Linked DNA regions of Mus musculus: regions 2 and 3 are each linked to region 1. Evidence: chromatin loops called from intact Hi-C (ENCODE). Cell type or tissue: left cerebral cortex. All regions are shown on one strand.

What was found. A loop is a pair of places that touch in the nucleus more often than their neighbours do. Peaks named below come from ENCODE experiments on the same cell type or tissue, not always from the same donor. Only the 100,000 strongest peaks of a DNase experiment are listed, where the experiment ranks them.
Region 2: it touches region 1 in a loop (4-fold over the local background); 5 of 42 quality-filtered maps call a loop at or near these places.
Region 3: it touches region 1 in a loop (4-fold over the local background); 4 of 42 quality-filtered maps call a loop at or near these places.

Annotation. Positions count from the first base shown.
Region 1 is chr1:177,253,523-177,261,522 of GRCm38, forward strand. Gm36904 (a long non-coding RNA gene) reads left to right here and starts at 4,159. Exons shown (of 8, transcript XR_001779550.1): 1 at 4,159-4,284. It also overlaps a transcript of Akt3 not described here. In left cerebral cortex, a CTCF peak has its summit at 3,854; DNase peaks (open chromatin) are centred at 3,798, 4,276, 5,125 and 5,985; H3K4me3 peaks cover 3,249 bases; H3K27ac peaks cover 2,196 bases.
Region 2 is chr1:177,344,255-177,352,254 of GRCm38, forward strand. The region is part of intron 6 of Gm36904 (a long non-coding RNA gene); the gene reads left to right. Among named protein-coding and RNA genes, the nearest start is that of Gm36904, 91 kb to the left of the region's middle. In left cerebral cortex, no CTCF peak of the experiment used is centred here; DNase peaks (open chromatin) are centred at 39, 3,153, 4,373, 4,616 and 1 more place; H3K27ac peaks cover 1,280 bases.
Region 3 is chr1:176,873,281-176,881,280 of GRCm38, forward strand. It overlaps Sdccag8 (serologically defined colon cancer antigen 8), which reads left to right. Exons shown (of 18, transcript NM_029756.3): 11 at 1,284-1,418; 12 at 4,710-4,826. Among named protein-coding and RNA genes, the nearest start is that of Sdccag8, 63 kb to the left of the region's middle. In left cerebral cortex, CTCF peaks have their summits at 4,629 (motif pointing right) and 5,871 (motif pointing right); DNase peaks (open chromatin) are centred at 4,650 and 5,908; H3K27ac peaks cover 454 bases.

The DNA.
Region 1 (8,000 bases):
CTCTTCAGAACATAGTCATAACGCCCTGGGAAATATTTTTTCCTAAAGCCTAGAATTTTTAGGCAAACTATCAGAACTTTCAAATTCGAAAGTTAACTAACTCCTAAAAAACACTTTATAATTTTAAATTATATCTACCAAAAAAACCACAAAGCATCTCCCCCTTTTTCCTTCTCTTAGATTATCAATGTACAATCTCAACCAACATGTCCACTATTAAAAACTTTGTGCAAAGTCGTATGTTTGATTTTCTGATTTAAAACCCTGGGGGCTGGGGATATGCTTACCCTCAGCTTCACATAAACCAACGGACAAGCTGTTGAAGGCAGAGTCCCTCAATTTCTATGTGAACTGTGGCCCAGCACTGTATGAGGCTGGGGACTACAGAACACTGGCTCACCTGGCCATTTCATTCAATACACACACAATTCCAAAATCTGCCTCAGGTACCTCTCAAACTACAAAATGAAAATTCTTAATACACACACATAAAAACTAAATGCCAACAATTACTGGAAGATCCCCACCACCACCTCCAACACAGTCCCGGGATTAGAATCCCTAATAAAGTTCATCTCAAAGTGTCCTTTAAAAAGAGCATCAGACAGACCAGAAAACTTAGATAATTGTTCCCAACTCTGCCTCAATGTCCTTAACTGTGATTTCAGAAAAGGTAGCATTAGATGCTTGATAGCTCTTTCAGAGCCAATAAAATGTAAGATTCTTTACACTGAAATCTACAATCAACTTCATTTATAGAAGTAGTAGTATAGATGACAATCATGGTTATATATAGCTCCTATCCTCAAATTCTAATATACAGCTACTACAAAACAAGTAGCCATTCAACTCAGACCAAATCTGGGCTAAACTCCATTATTGGCTAAATTCTACCTTCCTTTCTGCCAAATCCCCCAGACACCCAAATATAATTAATATAGAAGAGACAAAGTCTCATCTGAACATTTTCTATTTTCTTCTAGTATACCTTTTTACCTTCCCTTCAGAATACAAGCAAAAATACCCATTTAGAAATATAAAATACCTGAAGTTAGCAATAAATCTTTAAGTATATTTAGATAGTTTCTAAGAACTAAAAGCATATTTATAAGTCAAAAGCATATGCTAGCTTACTCACCAACTACTATCTGAAGATTTCCTTATTGAAGAAATAAATTTACCTCTTATTGGATGAGGGATACCACAATAAAATATGTAAACAGTTCACATATTTTGGCATTTGAAACAATTAAAATGAAAGAGATGTTAGTTTAATCAATATAGCTTTTTAAACTATATTAACTTGATTCTGTAGAACTTAGAGTATAGATATATAATATAATGTATACTACAAAATAGCATATTATATATCATACTATACTATGTTTGAAATATATCTATACATTTGAAATTATAAATTTGAAATATACATACATATATGTATATTGAATGGGCAAGTTTAAATGAAACGATTTTTATGCTGTATGAAGTGTTTTCTCATGTGAAATTCACTTTCAAAATTGCAGCAAGATTGTCCTGAAGTAGATGAATTACAATATATGAAGTACATATAGCAAGGTCAGGCACATAGTAGGAATTAACTGGAAACTGAATCTAATTCTATCAGATTTTAAAGACTATCATAACACATCTGTTAATATTAGCCTACTTTTGCAGAGAGTATGCTGCACTGAAACAAGATTAAGAATACAGATGCACATGCTGAAATCTGGAGCTTATCAACAACTTTTAAATTACTCAAAGACTTAAGCACAAACCAACCATAAAGAATATTTACATTATTAATTCAGAGTAACTTGAAAATGCAAGTCAAATTATAAAATAAACCAAATAAAAGTATTTTTGTCTTGCATTTTATTCTACAAATCTAAAATTGGTTTGCTTTTTAATGCCATAAACATAATCACTATAAAGCCAAGCTCTCACCAAATCATGATTCTGATCCAATTAACACATTAACAAGAATCATCATCCCAGGGACAAATTCTTGAACTACTGGGCATTACAGAGTAAATTATAACTAGTTATCACTTCCTAAGAAGATGCAAAGTTTAAATGAAAGCTAAACTTCTACAACAATGTATGAAACAAGTTCCTCTTCAGAAAGAAGCCTAAGCATTTAGAAACTTCCATGTTAAAATCAAAACCTGGAGTTTAAAACTCCTAAACCCCCACACTGAAATCCATGCTAACATTTGTCGCAGAAGTTTAACCAACAGACTTTAAATGTACAGTGATCTTTAAATGTACAAACTTTAATGACAGTGATCCTCTGAATGAAGTCAAAAAACCTTACTCCTCCAAAGCACACTCCTCCTCTTAATATTTATTTTGTGAATGAAACTTTATTTAAAATATTTTAGGTGAAAAAGAAAAATCACACAAACAAGCCTGTAATGGTGGCACACACCTGTGATCCCAGCATTCAGGAGGCTGGGATCCCTAGCAGGCCAACCTAGGCTACAGAGTGAGTTTCATAGCAGCCTAAATTACACAGGGAGACCCTCTACTCCAAAACCATAATAAATACAATTGCAAAAAATAGAAAGCCCAAAGAATTTTCAAGTATTGTTCCATATAGAATACAAAACAACAATGTCAAGATTAAAGAAAAAAATAATTTTAAGTTGAAAATTAATCACTCATCATTACAGAAGACAGTAGAGGGGACAAGATGACTATGAATAACAATTTCATTTTTTGTAGTACTCCTTTAGACTAGGTATAACCTCTATGCTACTGCAAATGTACAAACATTAAAATAGCACATGTTCTCCCTAACTTTAAAATTTGAACCTCAAGATATAGATATTGAGGTCATCTCTGGCTTTTAAAAAGTTATCTTCAAACAGAATCAAAATTTTATATTGACAAAAGGAACAAAATTCAGTCTTGAACTGCATCTTGAATTTAACTGTGTATCTGGTATTGTGTTTCTAGAAAACAATTTATAAAGATACTTTTTAAAAAAGAATTCATGTTTTAGACATCCTATCTTCTGGAATATTCAGATTCATCTTCAAGCTCTAAACCATCTTTACTAGACTCTTCCACTCTTGGCTTTTCCAACATTTTCCTAAATGCAAATATAACTTAATATAATGAATGAGTCCTACCATAAATAAAATTCAGTGACTGTATGGAAATTTATAGTTCTAACAAAAAATTACTTTGCTTTACCAAATACAGAAGACATGTCTAAATTAAAGATTTGGGACAACTGTTATTTTATTACATATGAAGTCCTTGTTCTACATCCTTTTCAGAACGCTAAAAGTGTGTTGATTCTATTAATACCATAATTTAATCTATACAGAGATTTTATTGCTGGATTTTTATCTGTAAACTTTATCAATTTCAATCCATCAATGCTTTGAACCAAAATATATTACACTTGAGAAATGAATTTTATTTTCATAACATTATTCTGATGAAGACATTTGAGAGAATCCAAGCTTTGACTTATGGGTAAGCATTTTTTTTCTGCTTCCTAAAGATAAACAGTAAACACTACTACTGTTCAAAAACTGGCCCAAAGGAGAGATTCGGTTATCTCTAACCTAAGTGTAGATTCCCAGGAAATCTCAAACAAGGGACGACCCCACCTCAGCATCAGGACTATGGATGCCACCAGCTTAAGCTTCAACTTCGGGCTTCCAAGGGGCCTCACTAGCATCATGGCTGATGCAGACCGATGCGCAGGAGGCGGAGGAGGTGGACTAGGAAGAAGCTGGTTTGTTTACTTGCAGCCTGAGCCGCCCGCCGTCGCCGCCGCCGCCAGCAGCGACAGCATCAGTAGATCAGCCAAACCCAGCATCTTCCGCACATTTCTATTCTTAGCACACAACTCCCTAGCGGATCAAAACCCCACTACTATTAAAAACACAGACTTGCACGTTACCCACCTCGCACACGCACACCCGCACCCCATCAGCACCGTCCTCTCCCGGGCGCCGGCGGGGTGCGGTGGGGTGGGGTGGGGTAGGTAGCTGGCTAAGGAAGGAGACCCCGGGGACGCCGGTGCATCCTCGCCCGCACTCCCGCCACATGCGCAGACGGCCCCTCCCCCCAACCCAAACACCGACTCGCCACCGGCCGCTCGCTCGCGTTACATAACCTCGCCGCCGCCCCCCGCCCCTCGCCCCGGCCCGCCGCCCCCTCCCCGGGCCGCGCGGCCGACCGAGTCGGGGCGAAGGGACCCGGCTCGAGCTAAACAAGAGCCCTAAAGGCGCCGGGCCGGGCAACCCAGACGCGCAGCTCACGGTACCGCTAGGCCAGGAACACCCCCCTCCCTGGCCGCCCGCGCACCGCCGCCGCTCCCCCACCCCCAAAAGCTAGGGGGATGTCCGTGTCACCCACGCGGGGCATCCCCCGGCCTCCGCCTCCACACCTACGGCCCCAAAGCTTCAGGAGGAACGGGGAGGGGAACCCCGGCCCCCCGCCCACGCCCCCGGCGGCCGCGGTGACACCCAGACGCCCCCGCCTCACCCACCCGCGCCGCCGCCGCCCCCGCCCGGGGGAGGCAGGGAGGGAGCCGCGGGGCCCTCGGGGAGTGCGGGCGAGGCGGGGAGGGGGGCGAGAGCTGGGGGCGGTGGCTGTTACCTGCAAAGGCGGCGGCGGCGGCCCCGCAGCTGCTCGGGCGGTGGCGGAGGATGGAGCAGGGGGGGACGGGGGGAGGAGAGGGGGCGACTCGGGGGTCCCCCTCCCTCCTCCTCCCCTCCTGTCCTCCCCCCCACCCCGCTGAGCCTCTGGCCCCCTGGAGCCCGGTGTCGCCGGCGGGAGGGGAGACGAAGGGCTGCAGGGGAGGGAGGGAGGGAGCCGGCCGGGCGGGCGGGCGGCGGCGCTGGAGCGGGCGGCGGCGGCGGCAGCGGCGGGAGGAGGGAGGAGGAGGAGGGCGGGCGGCGGTACGGGGAGGAGGAGGAGGAGGAGGCGGAGACTCTACTTGGGAATCGGATGTCGGCTACAAATTCGATTCATCACTAGAAAACACGGCTCGGGCGGGGGGCCGTGGAGAGCCGCTGGGCCACGGGGCGGAGGCTCTGGGCCGAGCGCGCAGAGCCCCGGACTGCGGCCTCGCCTCGCCTCAGGGACCCAGCAGCCGCCTCCCCGCCCCCTCTTTCCTCCCTCCGGGGGCCGCCGCCGAAGCTTCTTGCCGCCGCCGCCGCGGGGCTTGTTGTTGACTTTGAGGAAAACTCCTGACGTCAGGGGCTGGCTCTCCGCGACTGGCGGGAGCGGCTTCCCCGCGCCCCGGTCCAGCTCACCGCCTCAGCTCCGCGCCCCAGCCGGGCGCTCGCCCCCAGGCTGCCCCGCGCCCCTCAGACCCGCGGCGACCCGCGCCCCTCGCCTTCCTCTCGCGAGAACACCTTCCCCAGCAGTCCGCGCCGCGGGGCCAGCGTTCCCGCCGGGAAGTTCTGGGCTTCCCCGGGCCGCGTGGCCCTGGACGAGGCACCCGAGGCGGGGCCCAGCTTTCCCCCCAGCACACCCACCGCACCGCCCCTGACGCCGCGGGCGTGCGGGCTCAGAGCAAGGAAACTCCTTCTCACATTCACCTGGGCGAGGCGGGCCCGGGGGCAGTGCGAGGCAGGTATCTGGCAGTCCCAGGAGATGTCACCATGTGTGGGCTTGAGGTTGTTGCAGTGGCATCCCGAGTCCCTCAGAACCACCTTGTGAGGGAGGTTGGTTTCATGGACTTGGGGGCACTAAGAAGATGTTGCTTTTGAAGTTCATGGTTGTAAGTACAGTAAAGACTGGTTTTTAGAAAATGACCCTTATCTTGCCACATCTCGTACCTCAGAAAGTCATAAAAGTTTACTTTTTCTGAGACTGTTTCATCGCTTCTAGAAACACCTGGCAAACCGGTATTAATTCTAATGGCTCCAGCCTTTGGGAAGAACCCGTTAGTTTCTCCCATTGCAAGAACCTGCTTAGTACCTTGGGCTTCTTCCTGTAGCATTTCTTCTGTTGTGTGTCTCTTCTCCCGATCTGTTGTTTGAACAAGAGATAGTGTATCCTGTCTGTGTGTGCCGCACAGTTACCAGTGAGCTGGCTGGGTCTCCATCGAGATGAAAATTACTGGTGATGATGGAGGTCTAATGGTCCAGTGGCTAAGGCTGGGCTGACAGACGTCAGAGGTTTATAGAGCTCTCACCAGAGAACTACAGTTTATGTTACCAAATCTTAAGAACCAGAATCAAACAGTTTTAAGAACTTGGATTAAGACACTTACTACTCTGACTTTGGTTGCCAGTGGCCTAGAAGTCTTCAAGTGCAACAGTTGGCTCTCTGAATAATTGGCAGCACTGAGCACCAGCTATGATTATAACCCTTAGGCTGTTGGTGTTGGTGCCTTGTGACAGTCCTGCAGTCTGTATGGTCTAACTGCCATGACCATCCCCACCTGTCCCCACGACTTGGCTGCTGCTACCACTTGCCATGGCTTCTTACAGGTGGAGCTGCCTTTTCCTCTTCCTGCTACCATTGTTGTACGCTGTATCGATGATAAACAGCCCAGGGAAAGACCATTTGAGAAATCCTTCATTGGGCCTAATGACTCCAAAACACCCTGATTACACCAGGAGCTGAGGAGGTGATTATTGTAATTCCAACACAGCATCTAGTTTTCCACCATTCATAAGCCCAAGGAACCAATCACTGGCCAGTTTGGGCTGCATAGAGGAATCCTGTCTTGCCAAATCCTATAGAATTCTCAGACTTATCCATTGATTTACTCTTTCATTAATTCAATACTTATTCTATGCTACTTTGTACCAAATCTTTCTTTTAAGACAGAGATGCTGACAGTATCATTTGCCTGAGGACACCCCCTTAGAATGATGTAGCTCAGTGATAAATACTTGCCTAGGGTGCACAAGGTTGCAGGTTCAATCCCCAGCACGCCAAAACAGAATTGACCAAGGTTTTGTCTTGCCTGGAGTACTGCTTTCCAAAGCTGGTACAGGTTATCTCTGAAAGACCTGTGGTGACTGGAAAAGGCCTGTAAAGCAGGAATCGTGGACTTCAGTTTCAGTTTCTCTGCAACCAGACTGTAGTTTCCTCAAGATGCCCTTGGACTGATCAAAGCAGGTCAGCTCTTATAATGAGTCAATCTGGCTAGTTTCCAAAAGGACTACTCTGACAGCTCAGTGGCCCACCTACCTCCCCTCTCTGAGGCACAGGGAAAGTTTGACAGCAGTCAACCAAATCAGCCTGGTTTCTAATAGTATATCCAATTAAAGGTTTCTTACAGTAAAGACCTATCATTAACATTATTTAATAATGTTTATCTATTGAAAAATAAGTAGGAAGAACCGAGTCCATCTATCCCATCTAAAGACCACATTTTTTTCTTATGAAATGCTTGCCTGATGTGTAGTCAGGAAATGGAAGTCCAATAAGAGAGAAAAGGGGATTAGTGGAGTTGTTTCATTTTCCGTTCCACATCTATAACTGAAACGTGGTTTTTGTGGCCATTTCTAAAACAAAACTTTCTCAATGGGGAGGAACTTGGCAAGCTCTATGTGAAGCCAAACCCCCAGCTAAAACAAAACAAATGGAAACAGAAAGGTCTAAGTCCTCCCTCACTGCCTTTCTCCTTCCCCCATGGCTCCTAAAAGTTGTGAATTAGCACCAGTCGGTCCTAATTCTGTTCAGTTTGTCCAAAAGGCACACATTCCCACAATTCCCAGATCCTAACATTGACTGTTAGCAAAATGATGGGGTTTCAGGTTTCATGATACATAAAACACAAAAATGGGTCAGGTTTTTATTTTATACTAGCCCAAGGCATGTAGTTGGGCTTGTTTGTTTGTTTTAAGAAAATAGTGCTGGAAAGTTGGCTTCCTGGTTAAGAGCACTTCCCTACTATTCCTGAAGACCTCAGTGTAGTTCCCCACACCCATGTCAGGCAGCTCACGTGGCTGTAACTCTAGCTGCACATACACAGACACACAAACACATAAGTAAATATTTTTAAAATAAAA
Region 2 (8,000 bases), 91 kb after region 1:
TGCGTGTGTGTGGGCCTTTAGGGAATTCCAGCAGTAAGGGCTGGTTTGGACCATTCTTTCCCCTCCCACAGATTCAAAACTTAAGCTCCACCACAAGACAGCTGAATATAACTTTACTGAAGTGGAGTTGAAACGTCATGGTTGACATTTTTAAATTTCTCCACATAATTCCATGGTCACTTAGAGTTGACAACTACTAGTACACAAATTTTGCTGCTACCCTGGACCCCATCCTATTATAATTTCCAGTCCCAGTTCCCATCTGTCCCTATGTTTGTTTGGTTTCCAGTCCTTGTGTCTATGAAGCATCTTCTTTCAGAAGCCTTTTTACTGAATGTATCAATTCAACGTGGCTTTGGTTTTACGGCAGGGTCTTGCTCTATGGCACTGGGCTCTGTAGGGTCAAAGTTAAGAAGCATTCTTTCCTCTCCTAATGTGGGCCTCAGCAGCTCTGCTCCCAAGCTCTCACGTCCATTGCTACTTAAGGCGTAGAAGGGCATGCTTGTTCCTAGGTTCTCAGGACCAAGAACTCACTGTTCTCATCCATGAGTTGACAGCCACTCCATTGCCTATGCTCAAGTGCTTCAGCAAAGAATGGAGGGGCAGGCCTATCATCCCAGCATCTCTGGAGGCTAAGGTAAGGGAATTTTCAAACCAGGAATTTGAGGCTATCCTGACAACACAGTGGAACTCAGTCAACCAGTCAGTCAATCAATCATCAATCAGTCAGTCAGGGACTGGCAAGGTGACTTAGTAGTTAAAGATACCACTGCATCAACATGAGGTTGATGCTCACATAGTAGAAGGAGCTGACTCCTGCTAGTTGTCACCTGACCTACCTACATGTACTCACCTATAATAATAATAATAATAATAATAATAATAATAATAATAAATACTTAAACTGCATCTTCATCTTCTTGGTGGCAGTAGTTGTGCAGAGACAGAAAGCTTGCACAAACAGTTCTCCCCCCCCCCAGCCTCATTTTTCTACTGGAGATCGAACCCAGGGCCTTGGTTATACTATGCATGTCCCCTACCACTGAGCTACACTCCCAACCTTGCTAACAGGAAGGTCTTTGATTTACTGGAGCAAAACTACTCTGAATTGAGCCAAGGTTTGGTGACTACAGCACACAGTAACTGGAGACTCAAATAAGCAAAAGATCTGCATGAATATGGAAGGGGAAAAATGATGGACTGGGGAGGAGGGCAGTGTGGCCAAAGTACATTGTGGACTTATGAAGATGTTCTCGTGATAGGCACCAGTAGAAATATCTCTAAGACAGACAGTCAGAGCCGCTGGACTCGTACAGCAGCATTCCGTCCCTCTGGTTGTTCTAGCATTTTCCACTCTCCTTTCTCCGTGAGCACAGGCTGTCAAAGCTCCTCCCTGTCTCCTCCAGGTCAACAGATCTAGCAGGCACACAGAGTGATGGGTTATCTACTGTATATTTGGCCAAGTGTAAAAGGGAACTTACAATTTTGTGGTCAGTTTATTTTCACCCTGTTCATTCTCGGGGTGAGGGGAGCACAACTTTCACCTCATTGATTTCCTGTGCTCATTGACTTGAAGGCTGCTGTTAGCAGGAGCTTGCTCCACAGCCTTTCCAGGCATCTTTTCTATGCCTTGGCAATTCTCTGCTTTTGGCTTGAATGTGTTCGGGCTCAATTGGGTGGCATGTATCCTCAGTGAGACACTGGTCTTTTCAGTAGACATGCTCTAAATTCTACAGTCTTCCATAGGTGAAATCTGAAAGGATCTTACAGATTATTCTAGTCTAGCTCTTCCTTTAAACATGTAAGCACCAAAGGCGAGTGAGGGTAAAGAGGTCATGTGACTGGAATAAAGAGCAGAGTTAGATAGGAAGGAAGGAAGGAAGGAAGGAAGGAAGGAAGGAAGGAAGGAAGGAAGGAAAGAAGGAAGGGATTGGGGGAGATGAAGAGAGAAGGAAGATGAGAAAAGGAGGGGAAGGGTAAACCGAGGAAGAGGGAGAGAATAGAGATAAACTATATCAGTCAGGATGGTTTTGGCTGTGAGTAACAACACTCAATTCAAAGTGGCTTTATGAAATAATTGCATCTATTATTGCACACACCAGGAAGACCTGAGTCAAGCAGCCTTCTAGTATAATACAATTAGAGTTCTGATTCCTCTTCTCCAGGATTCCTCACTCCACCTTCCCACCTCTCGATTTCCCATGTGTCACCTGGTTTAATGGAGGAAGAGGTTGAGCAGGATTCCATTGGGAAGAAGAAAGGAGGGATGGGCCACTCCATCCCAGGGACCATTGGCACAAAGCCACATGCAGTAAAGAGTAGATGACATGCTGTTATTTCTGCTTATCAGGGCCTGGTGACCTGTGGGATTAACAACCTGTGTTGAACTTGGCCCATGTTGTGGAAGGAAGGGGCAAAGTGGGGGAGGAAACCAGCACAGCGCCTGTGGAAATTCTTCTTCACACTGAGAATGGCCAGGACGGAAGAAACACGAGGAAGCTCTCAGATCTGACTTGCATGCCTGAGGCATGAGCTAGGTGGAAACTTCAGCTCCAGTAGGAACCATTGCTACCCGGAAGGACTATTTGGGGCTAGCCTAGACCTGAAGGAAGATTAACGACTTCACCTGGAAATTCTCCCCTTGAATTAACCAAAATCCGCTGCTGCCAAGAGTCTGTCTTTCTCAGAGGAAAGTTGGCAAGATGCGCCACCCTTAGAGTGACCCACATGCTTGCTGTGCTCCTGGGTCTTGCCTTTCCTCTTTGTTCTGAAGGTTTTATATATTACCTTGCAGGAAGGCTAATCTCAGGGCGGAGTTCTTTCCCTGGTACAAGGCTTTGTTTCCACTCTAGGCCATTACTGTAGGAACTTTTTACAATTTTAAACATTGTCATTGTGTGTCTGCATTCCGTTATACTGCACTGCCCTGGTCCTCCGCTGCTCCAGTGGGTGTGTTTGGTGGGGGAATTCTTTGAGGTTTGTGGAGAGCATTTTGGAGAAGTGTAGTTAGATAATGTCCTGGTTCTCAGGGATCCTTTTTTAAAGCATTGCCATTTTCACATTAATCATCCTGTTTCTGAAGCACAGACAAAAGTTTCACAGCTTTTCTGCTGGGTCTGGGGAGGGGCTGCTTCTAGGAGTGCTCCTCCAGTCTGGAGAGGCAGCTTCGGGCTGAGTTGTGGGGGCGGTGTGGAAAAGCTTTTGGCTCCTGAATTACAATAAGGATTTGAATCAAGAGAGCCCACAAAGATTCTGCCCAGAAAGCTGTTCCACTCTCAGTTTCTTTTTTGGGAAGTGAGGCCCCAAGTATTAATGTCTTACCGCCCCACCCCCCCCACCCCCACCCCCGAATTCATTTTGCAAGTGGAGTACACAAAGAGGGGAGACTTGGAAAGTTCTTTCCCCGGCCCCATCTTCACCCCTACCCTATAACTTAAGTTCTCAGGAGTTTGAGGAGTCTGTGCTGACTTCCTGTGATACTGTTTTCTTTTTAATTTTTAAATGTGCTTTAACTTGTGTGTGTTTGCTTGCACACATGTGCACACACATGAGTGCAAGTATTGGATAGGTGTACAAGGGTACCAGAGGCGTCAGATCTTTCTAAAGCTGGAGTTAGAGGCTGTTGTGAACTGCCCAATGTGGGTGCTGGGAACAGAACTCTGATCTTCTGGAAAAGAAGTGATCTTCACTGCTGGTCTCTATCTCCATCTCTGCCCTGCTCCACCTCCACTTCTGCTTTAAGAACTGGAATGTTCTGCCGTTCTCCTAGGCTGGTTGGAAGAACTTGTTTACTTGCAAAGGCCCCCGTCAGCATCTTTCTGGCCAATGTTCTGTTTTCTCAGCTTTCTCTAATGTCTAGCCCCAGGTCCTAGAATCAGTCCTGATGATGAAAAGATGACTGTAGACTTCAGCAGTATTGAATGAAGGATGTCAAGACTTCTATAGACTCAACATGCAACACAGTGCCATGTCTGCTAACCTTTCAGGACCAACTGTCCTTTGTTGTCCTATGACTCCTGACTTCTTGCATGCCCTCCAGCCACTACATCCTGAGCTATACCTGTGCCTCTCATCCACCAAGGCCACTGGCCTGTTCTGCCACCTCTTTCTTTAATAGTGTCAACTAAGCCCTATCCTGCCCTGAGCCCCAGCCTGCTGGATGGATTTCTTCACACCACTGTGGTGAGTTCTGTTGGACTGGCCTCGTGGGGCTCACTCATGTGTACCCGACTGAGGGTATGCCTGGGTTTGCCACCATATTGATGGCTTTTTGCATCCTGCCTGAAAGGCCCTTTGGTACAGTATCTCAAGCCAATGGTTAAACCACGAGGGCTGTCGGCACCTAGCCAGGAATGGCGTGTTGCAAGGAATTCAGACATCCCACCAAGCCTTGTCTCGGGAACCCAATGTAGAATGCTTTATATAAGTATTCTCATTATGTTTTGAAAATGTGTGTATGTAGATGCTTCTGTATCTAATTTAATTAGAGAAGGCTCTATTTAAAAGCATGACTGAATTCATGACAGCTTTTTATCACTGTGCGTCTTCTCCATTGATCAGTGGGTGCCAAAAATACAAGCGTAACAACATAAGATGAAGTCGAAGCTGAGAGCCGGTCTGTGTTTGTCATTTCCCTCCCTCACCGCCCTCAGAGGTGCTGATTTCCTTGGGTTGCAACATTCTGCCCGCAGTACAGAGCTCCTAAGACATCCTTTATTCTGGACTGGCGAGATGGCTCAGTGGGTGAAAGTGCCAATCACACAAACCCGATGACCTGATTCGATCTCCAGATCTTACAGCAGAAGGGGACAGTTAGCTCCGACTTCCCGATGCAGGCCGTGGCCGTACACCCATGAGCCCACGCATGCATGCATGCACGCCCACACACACATTTTTCTACATTAAATGCAAAGCTTGCTGAAAATTTTCCTTCTAGGTACAGTTGGCAGGGGTGTCGGGGTGAATCCCTGCTGAACAATTGCCACAGTTGTCTACAGATGTTATCCTGTCCTGAGTTAGGGTACCTGCCACAGCTGCCTCCTGGTAAGGGCTCCAGGGAGGGACAACTATCGACTGGAAGTATCCCTCCGAGAAGGCTCCTGCCTAGTTGCCTGGTCTCTGGCCTATGGTACTGATGAATGGGTCCTTTGAAGGTAGGCAGGTGACACATCACTGTCTTGGCAGTGTAGGGGTACTGAGATCCCAGCACTATCCTCTCTCTCTAGTTTTACTTCCTGAGTACTGTGAGGTGGCCTGACCTCTTATGATGTTCTGTGCTACCATAGGCCCAAAGCAACAGAACTAAGCAATGATGGACCAACGCCTCAAACCATGATCTACAATAATCCATTTCCTTCTTTTAGTTAGTTGATCCTCTCATCCATGACTTTGGAGCTGAGTGACAATTTGCCCTGAAAGCAACATAACCTTCCGATGGCCCTCTGAGGTTACTGTTGTGGGTCAAGGCTATAGCAGAGGAAAAAGTGGAGAAGTCTCTCTGCTTCTCCCTCTCAGGCCCTGAGAAGCTGTTGAAGGGGACTGTCTGACTGCCCTGCCTCCTCACTGAGGATGGGGAAGACTTGTGGAAATGGAGCCTATGTCTGAGAACCAAATACGCCATGGGAAAGATGAACTTGGTAAGACCATTTAATTGACACGGGTGAGTTGCCCTTGGCTAGCCTGTGCTGGCTCACAGAGTAAGTGCGCCAGAGCTAGCCCTTTTGAGAAATCATAAGCAGCAGACAACATTGGGCGTGGCACCCCCCCACACACACCCCCTGTGTGCCCAAGGAGGAAACTTCTGTGCTCGGAGACTCCTGTCACAACCAGTTCCCCGTGAATCCTGCCTGCCATAAGTGCTTTACCACAGCTCAAGACAAGGATCTGTACCTTCTTGTGTACTGTGGGAACAGCTTGAAAAAAGGAATGATGCCTGCTGTTCTCATGGTGATAACAACTCTCCCCCAGATGTCAGGGGAGGGGTTTACCCAGAGCTAGAAACTGTGTTTTGTATTATGGATTCCTGTACAGTAAAGACAGTCATGGTGCATACCTCTGCAGCCTGTGGTCTGAAGGAAAGTACAGAGGGGAAAGTAAATAAATGCATATGTAATTACATATTCTGAGAAGGAAGTGCACTGTGCACAGGGAAAGGCCGAGGAGTCCTTTTAGAGAGCGTGGGGAGACTGTTTGTAAGGAAGTGGTATTTAATACTTAGTTATGCAGGATCAGAAGGCACCAGCCTCTGCCTGCATGTGGGGTTAAGAGTCATTTGTGCTGAGAGAGAACAATGTTCCAATGTCCTGTGGTAAGAAAGCACCTTCTTCCGTGAGAACTTTAATAACCTTATAGAGAGGAGGCCGGAGGAGTTACCTCTCCCTGACAGTCAGTGCTGGGAGGATTGCCCACATGAAGACAGATTAATCGAGTAGTAGAAGTTAACTAGAAATTGTGAGCTTAGTCAAAAGTTATTGTATCAAACATAGGTACAAAGCCCCGGGAGTCTCACTAAATGGGCTGACCTTGAATTTTACTGCCATCTTTCCTATTAAGACTTCCATTAGAGGTGTGCTTCCCTTCACTACAGATGGATTATCAGGACACCTGCTTTAAAACAAAAACTGAGAGGGAAAAAGAGAGAGAGAAAGAGTGAGAATGAGAGCTCTGTATTCTCAGTGGGAGAGAGAAAGACTAGCAAGAGGATGCCCCAGGAAAACAAAACAGAGAGTCCAGGCAGAGACAAAGCTCTTATCTGTGCAATCCCACGATCTGGTCAAGAAAAGCCCAGCAAGATCAGAGACTGGTCTTGATGTGTGATAAGTAGACATGAGGCAGAAAAGACCACTGTTGGGGTAGGGGGTAGGGGGGCTGGGAAAAACCAAAGGAATTGGATTCGGAGGGTCTATGTTGCTATTCTGAAAAGAACTGTTAATGCATAGGACCTTTATTCAAGACCAGAGACAGACATTGGAAAGTATATCTATTCATAAAAATATATGAGCATCTTACTGTTACCCATACAAAATCGCCAAGGATCTTTCTGGAGTCTTACAAGCTTTCTAGGCAAACAAGGGACCCTGAGACTAAAACTTGGTCTTCCTCCTACTCTGTGTGCATATGACTGGGTCATCTGTGTCTGCAAAATCCCTTATTCAAGGCCAAACAACAGGACAAAAAGGTAAATGTTGTTTTCTGTGGTGAGCCCCTGCCTTGGTGACAGGGAGACACCAAAGAGTAGAATGGGATAGGCCAGAGAGGCCACCAGCTCAGCCATGGATTGTGGCATGCAGAAAGGGTGATGCGTGTGAAGTGTCCTCTCCCTCAGCCTGCTTAACTTAGCATTCTGCTTGGCTTCCTTTATAAAAAGGAAAGCCCGGGCTGGAGAGATGGCTCAGTGGTTAAGAGCACCAACTGCTCTTCCGAAGGTCCTGAGTTCAAATCCCAGCAACCACATGGTGACTCACAACTATCCATAATGAGACCTGATGCCCACTTCTGGTGCATCTGAAGACAGCTACAGTGTACTTAGATATAACAATAAATAAATCTTAAAAAAAAAAAAAGGAAAGCCCATCCTTGTTGGTAGTCACACTGTGATAGGTTTGCCCTTAGCTCCACAAAGTACAATGCATATAACCTTCATCTGGTAAATAAATAAACGAAACTGAAAAATGAACCTGTCCACCTCTGCCCAGCCTCACCTAAGAAGAGCAATACTATAATATGCCCAAGTGGCTATGACCATGGGGAAATGTTTCCATGGCCCTGTCTACGCGGGCCCGTGTCCTCAGCTGTCCCCAACCGTGTCCCCTTCCCTGCTTATGATTGGTTTGTCTAAGTCAATCCCCAAACCTAGCTCTATCCTTTCTGCTTTTCCTCTGGAAACATAGGCCTCCCAAGTGAACTCTCAGACCCTTGCTGACTTGTGAGACAATTGCTTCAAGAAAAACCTCAATGGAGTGAATGATCCTGACTGGGAAGGCGAGCCTCAGGCACTGACT
Region 3 (8,000 bases), 380 kb before region 1:
TTCCTTCACTTTCAGTGTTAACTAACAAGTTAGCACTGAAAAGTTGGAAGCACTGAACACAGCTCAACCATTAAGCCTAAGGACTGGAAAATGTTTCTAATTCCAAGGAGAAATAAGGAGGACTTGGTGCTATCTACAGACTCCCTCAGAAAAGCCATTTATCCTAATTATTCATCCATATACTCTTGGAACATTTGGTGCCTTTTAATGAACATGTCCTTGAGGAACTTCTAGTCAAAAACCAAAGAGACAGCTAAACACAATGACCGGGTGTGATCAAGCGCCACGCCAGCGGTGTACAGAGGTGGAGGGTGATGAGGTGGATACTCAGAGCGTGCTGCAGGATTCCATGTCAGTGCAACTGTGAGAATACGGCCAGGGGCCAGGGTGGCGTGGATAGCAACAGTGAGAACAGACACAGGCACAGAGCAGGCAGGGAGTTCCCATGCACAGCAGCTAAGTAGCAGCCCCCTGTGTGAAAGACCCCAGCCGGCTATGTGCTGGGCACTGGCCTCAAGGAGGGATTCCTGGAAGACGGAGATAATTGCACATCTACCAGGGCTGATTCCTGATAGGACTGAGGAACACTCATTAATGGAGGCTACATGGGCAGTGCCAACAGAGGAACTGCAGAGAACTCCCTTGTTGACTGGGGAAGGGTCCCTCTTCCTCGCCTCCCTCTCCCTCTCCACCTCCCCTCCCTCTCTTTCTTATCCCTCTCCCTCTCTCTCCTCCCTCTCCCTCCTCTCCTCCTTCCTCTCCCCTTCTCTCCCCCTCTTCCCCTCTCTCTTCTTCCTCTCTGTCTCTTCCCTCTTCCTCTCTCTCCCCTCTCTCTTCTTCTTCTCCCTCTCCTCCCTCTCCTCCCTCTTCCTCTCTCCTCCCTCTCCCTCCCTCTCTCCTCCCTCTCCCTGTCCTCCCCCTCATTCTTTCTAATGGTTAATGATCATGTGGGAAAGGACCCAAGAGTTTCTGGTCCCCATTCTCCCTTTGAAAGGACTCCATTGAAGTCTGTACTGTAACATATTTGCTATCTCAGGGTTTCAAACAACCTTTAGACTTCATTGTTGACACCTTTCACTATTGGTTAGAGGCCAGGGAATGAATAGGAAGGAAAGAGGCATTCCAGGTTATGAGGTGAGCTGAGAAGGTAGAGAAGTGGATCTCTCCAGCCCACAGAGAAAGAGTGTTGAGCCCAGTAGCTGGTAGACAACAAACTAATGAAATAACTTCTTAATTTTCATATTCTCAATACTGTTGCTGAGACTCTTTGTTTCCTCTCACAGATGTTGATCCTGTCTCAGAATATTGCCAAGCTGGAGGCCCAGGTTGAAAAGGTCACCAGGGAGAAGACTGCAGCTGTCAGTCACTTAGAGGAAATTCAGAACCACGTTGCGTCTCAGGAAATGGACGTCACAAAGGTCCGAGAAAGTTTTGCTTTAATAATTGGCTTAAGTACATGTTTTCTTTGAAAACATTTTTCTTTTAAATTTATTTATTATTTTTATTATTGTGTGTGTGTTATGTGTATGTGTGTGGTGTTGATATGTGTATGTATGTATTGTATATGTATGTGGTGTGGTGTGTGTGTTATGTGTGTATGTGGTGTGTGTGTGTTACGTGTGTATGTAGTGTATGTGTGAGTGTGTGTGTGTTATGTGTGCATGTGTGTGTGTACTGTGTGCATGTGTGTGTGTTCTGTGTGCATGTTGTGTGATGTGCATGTGTGTGCTGTATTCAGGCACACGGGAGCACGCATGCTCGTGCACACACACACACACACACACACACACACACACACACACACACACCGTGGTACTCCTATGGAGGTCAGAGTCAATTTTCTCTTTCCACTGTGAGATCTACCTCTGGTTTCAGACCCTCTGAGCAATCTCATTGCATTGAAACCATTTTTCTTTTCTTTTTCTTTTTTTTTTTTTTTCTTTGCTTTTATTTTTCCCCTCTGTGTAGACTTGGCTCTCCTGGGACTCAGAAATCCAGCCTTGCTCTGCCTCTCAAGTGCTGAGATTAATGGTGTGGGCCACTGAAACTACTTTTCTTATTATCCAAAGCTCCATATGTCATTAGAAAGAAGTTTAGAATACAAAGTCTTTTTATTTTAAGAATAGTAAATGTTACTTTAGTGAGTCTGTCAACGGCCATTACTATAATCGCCTCTTCCTCTCCTCTTATTTTATGGTACTGAAAATCCAAAGCTAATTTGTAGCAAAAAATCAATTGGCAAAGACAGACTTGTGAATAGTTCTATTTAATTGTTGAATTTTTAACAAAACTTACCTGTCTAAGTTAGCAAGGAGTGATTCTTTTTCTGTAGATAGTATGAGCCCGGTCTTTCCAATAATTGCTTAAGGCATGCTGAAAGGTTTGTTTGATATAAGAAGTTTCCTCCTCTCTCTTCTGTTTCATATCTACTTTTAAAATCAACATTTTCTATTAAATTCTTAATTTCATCTTATATTTGGCATATTCTTATTTTATTGATTAAGTTATATATTCGTGCCTTGGGCCTCTCTGACCAGTGAAGTGAGAACTAAAACATATAGTGGTTTTAATTGATTTATTTTAAGAAATACTAGTTTGTCTGGATTTCAAGTAAGTCCCTTGACCAGTAAGAAAGCAAATATTTCCAAACATCATATATAAATGAAATCAATTCATTATCACTAAATTTATAGGTAATATTATAATACAATAATATATCTCCTTAAATTTTAATACATTTTATTCTATTGTTGTTTTAAATTAATTAATCATAATTTTTTTAGCCTTTACATTAATTTCTACTTATACAATTTACAAAAGGAGCTGTTTCTCTTCTCTCTCTAATTCTCCATTTACTTCCATCTGTCTGTTTGTCTGGAGACAGGGATGCAGATGGGTCTGTAGAAGAATGGACACACAGGTTTGGGGATGGAAGCCATGGTACTTGTTTGTGATTCCTTATAGGAGACACCTTTTAATGAAGTGTAGTGATGGAAAAAATGAGTTTGTCTCCACAGCTGCCCAACAGGACTCAGACTTCAGAGAGTGACACATTAGACTAAGTGACTTTGAGAAAACCTCCAGTCCTCAGATGATAATTCCGCCTCAGTAGAATGCCTAGACTTACTTTCGAGGTTTGTTGTAGATGAATACAGTAAGCAATGAGCTGAAAGGACTAAGAAAGTGAGAGTTAAAATTAAAGAATGAGGTGATTTTTAGAGGACTCGACTCAGACATTTCTCATGGAGTACATTTAGATAAAGTCTCTGTTTTTCATCATTGAGAAATTGTTATTTTTCTGATGTTATAAATTGAGGGTTGTCCAATTCATCTGTCCACCTATTGAAGCTAAACAGTTTGGAACAGGTTATTTAGCATTTTAAGTTTATAGTGTTTTGAATGGAAGAATCAACTCTCATGCATTACAGATAGACTTGTGTATGGTGCGAGCATTTCTGATGCCCATGGAGCAGCATTGTTGGCTGTGTTTCTGTCTTGTCAGAGCTTTGGAACTCTGCTGCCTTTATTGTTTCTAGAGAGCTTTTTATCTGAGCAAAGGGAGGCATGTAGGTTACATACTTTACTATAGTTTAATACTCAAGAACAACAAAACTTTTCAAAGCTTCTAAAACTCATTTTTTAAGAAATGCCAAATTGAAAAGTTTCAGGCAGGAATAACCATTAGATAACATGCAACCATTAAAAGGCAGATCTGAAAGTCAGAGAAAGCGTTGTGATGTAACTCAACTTTCTACAGGTTCTCAGTTATAGCAAAGGCTCATCGTTTCTTTATTTAGATTTTCCTGATAATTCTATTTCTCAAATATGTTTCTCCGTGTGAGTGACCTGGACTAAAGAAAAGTAAATTACATACAGAATAGTTTGCAGCATTTTAAAGGTGTTATATATATTATTTAATAATATCACAGTTATTTCACTTCTAATGTATATTTCCTCTTATGTAGACTGCTACAGTTATAATTGTAGAGCATGCTTAAAGCCAGCATATGACTTTTACCAGAAGTTATTTTATGGTATTTAGGTCACATTGCATACCTACAACAGTGTGGTTAATGCTGGCTGTATGGTTTATAATAAATGCTGGTATTGTACACCTGAACAGCAACAATATAGTTTATTAGCAAAAACTGTCCTCACAAAAATTTTCTTAAAATCTTAGCTGAAGTTTTTTAAAAGATATTTTATAATATAGAGAGAATGACCATCTGTGTGAATAATAACAGACTTTAACTGTTTTAATTACTGATTTTAGCTTGCGTGATTTCAGATGATAGTGCCTTTCGTTGAAAATATTCATTTGAAACTGTTTTATATAATATAATCCTGAAAATTAACTTCTATTCCTTAGTTATACATTGCATTATTTTATAGATTTTGATTGATTTTGAGAGGGTAATGAATGTACATTGTGGCATTCATGCAACTAAAAAGACAACTTGAAGGAATAAGTTTCCTCATTCCAGGCATGACCTTTAGATTAACTCAGGTAATCAAACTTGGTGGCAAACATCGCTAGCCATTTCTCAATGCTTCCTTATACTGCCTCCAAAATCTTAAACCATATTCAAGTCTTAGAAAAGTTTTGGTGTACTTTATCTGTGTGTCCTCTAGGGGGCACCAAAGGATCTAATTGTAGATATTTCTCTGCTGATTCCAGAGGCTACTGATCTGTTTTTACAATCTAACAGGTGTGTGGAGAAATGCGCTTTCAGTTGAATAAAACCAAAATGGAGAAGGATGAGGTGGAAAAGGAACACAGAGAATACAAAGCAAAGTCTCACAAGGATCTTGAAATGAAAGTCCAGGTAAGGAAGCACGCTGGCACAGTCAGCTGTGAGCTGTTAGTAACATGTTTTCTGAAGTTGCTGTGGTTTTATCCCTAAGGCACTATTTCTCTTATAATGTTTCTAACTAATGTAAGGACCCAGTTCATACTATTAAAAGAATTTCATTTATAGACGCCTGACATGAAGTAGTGAGAATCAACTGCTTGCATATGAAATTCCAATTTGACAGTTCATAAATATACATTTGGATATGTATCTATTACTTAGAAAAAGTTTTAAAAAATGTTCTAATGCACAGTTTGAACCTAAAATATACGCACATAAAGTTCTTGAAAGATGCCAACTTGCATCCAATTTTAAATGAGAAACTTTAAAATTTGTAAGATGAGATGAGTTGATATGTAAATATGTCAATCAAATTGATTGTTGGCAGAGTTGGACCAGTTTTAACTACGATAGCCATGAATCTGTGTGCTCAGGAAGCCTAAATACAGTGAAATTAGAAATGTTAGGGAAAATGCTACTCGCTTCAATTTCAGTTTGAACAGATGTTTTATGTTATAACTCTGTTGAGATTGTATAGATACTCCAATTTTAATTGACTCTGGGGAAAGCTTTTAAAGAGAACGTTCTGGCAGATTGACTTTTGATGTTCTATTTTTATGTTACATTATAGGCCATTGAAGGTTTGCATTCTTTACAGCCAAGAAAAGCAGATTGTGTATTCTATTAAAATAATATGACTGAGGTATCAGTATCAATAATTTAGAGATATCCGTACAGTTCAGAAGTAGGTGACTCCAGATAATTTTACAACATATTTCTAAGCAAGGCTTTCTATCATATTTTCAACATATTTTCCCTTTCAAGCCGTCAGCTGTTGATGACAAATGACATAAATGCAATGGGGAAAGTATTAAATATGGAAGTGCTAATGAAGCCCTGTGCAGAATACTTCAAATCACAGCCGAAACCCAGACAACCAGAACAAAAGTAGTTTTTATATGAGTAGATGCAACTTTATGATGAGTTCTACATCTTAGAAGATCTTTCCATATTAGCATGTACTGATTTTATTTTGTCCAGTTGGGGGCGTCCCTGATAGTAGAATGGAAAGTTCCCTCAGTCAAGGATTGAAAGCCTAGGACTCCTAAGCAAGTGGAGTGCTCTCTTCCTTCTGATATCCTACAGGGTTTTGCAGTCAGGTTGGCACACTCTGTAATATTAAATATCTTTTGAGTTATTATACTGAACTACAGAAGTATAATATTTCCTACTAATAGAACACAGAAGCAAAGAGTTTGGGGATGATTTAAAATCACATTATCATGTTTAGCAATACAAAAAACAAAGCAAAACCCTACAGTAACAAGAGTGAGTGTCTTAGGAAATGAATAACCTAGATTAAATCCCTTCTAGTGTCTGTTTCTTTAGCATGCTGTCTTCTTAATCAGCCCATAATGCTACAAAGGCTGAAACTGAAGGAGAGCGTCCGTGCTCCCTGGTGGACTGAAATACTAAGTTTCTCTGGTCATCTTTAGTGGTGCCGTTGCGGTGAAGCTGTACCCTCGGGGAGGACCCAGTTTGTAGCAGTAAACCTGTGAGGGTGAGGAGAGGTTTGCATGCTCCTGTTTTTTCCTGGAACAGAATGTGAGGAGAGTTTGTAGGTGCTCTTTGTAACTGGTTTGTCCTGAACAGACAGTTTCAGACGTAGTCGCTTCTCATTCCCTGGGTGATTTGGAGCAGCAAAGCAGCAGTTGTTCTTTGGTCTCTCAGCCATGACCTGACCTTCTGTCTGTAAGTCCGAAGAGTTATTTAGCTTGGCCACCATCTGCACCCAGGAGAGAAATTTACATTTAGCTTTGAAAAGCTGGACATGTCAAGCACTTATCTGCAATACCTACCATGATATAAAACATATTTAATTTTAAAGCCTTGTGTATCATACAGTCATCATAACCAGGAGACTGTCTCTTGGGTTGCAAACAGGTGTTCCCCATAATGCATCATTTTATTCATATTTTAGCTAATCTGGCCACTTGGTAGGTTTTGAAAGTAGGTGGGAAACTGAGCTGGAATGTGGTGAGCACAAGAGCCTCTTTGATGTATACACAGCCGGGCAAATGCTTGACCACTGGAATGATTTTCCTCACGACCTGAGCCTTGACTCTGGCATAATTAGAAAGAAAGGTTAGAGGGGGAACAATGGCTGTCTCTTCCGCCCACTTTCTTCTTTTCTTCTTATATTGTGTCAGGACCCATGGGTGAATTACCCTTCCCATCAGCTCTTTTGTATCGCTCAGGCTTGGAGAGCTGCTGTCAGTCTCAGGGGCTGCTTCTGCACCACGGAAAACAAAAGGCATTTTGTGTGCAGATTGGGAACTTTGTGCCTTGATTTATTTTCTTTTTTTTTTTTTTCTTCTTTCCTTTCTTTGCTTCTTTTTACTTTCTTTCTTTTTTATATAAACATCAGGTACACACACACACACCCCATCAAGGAACTTAAAAGCATATGAGACAAAAGGAACATTATAAACAACCTGTGCATTTCCAGCACTTAGATTCAGTGTGTGTCAATCTTGTCCCACCAGTTCACAGTTTTTTTCTTAACTTCACCTCATTATCATATTTTTCCATCTTAATTTCTAATTTTCCTTTCTCATTGTCTTTCTCTACCTCCTCTCCTTTCACAAAAATATTTAAAACAAATCTCAGATATTTATTATTTTACCTACAAATATGTTATTGAAGGAAAGGCTCATATTATCATATTGTTACTTTGAAGAATATTAACAATAATTACTAGCAAATAGCATGAAGCTTATGTTGACATTTCTTTTTCTCAAAAAGTGTTTTGTAGTTGGTTTATTCCAAAATGTAGAGCAGGTGTGTCTTTGTCTGTTCAAATGGTGCAGTACTGTCTTCTTTAAAAGTAAGTGAAAAGGACACTTGGTAAGCATGTTAGCTTTCTTTATTAGGTTTCCCTCTGAAGGCTTTGTGCTCCGTACTGTGCCGGTCGCCCTGCCAGAGCTGCACCTTCGTCCTCTGATACACTGTGAGCATGTGGCCGGGTTGTGCCTTTGTGTCTTCTCACGTTCCAGAAGGGGCCAGAAACTCTGAAATGCAAACTGCATCATTTCAGAGTCCTGTATTTCAGGTTCAGGAACTTTCAGGAAACTCTGGCTACATTAC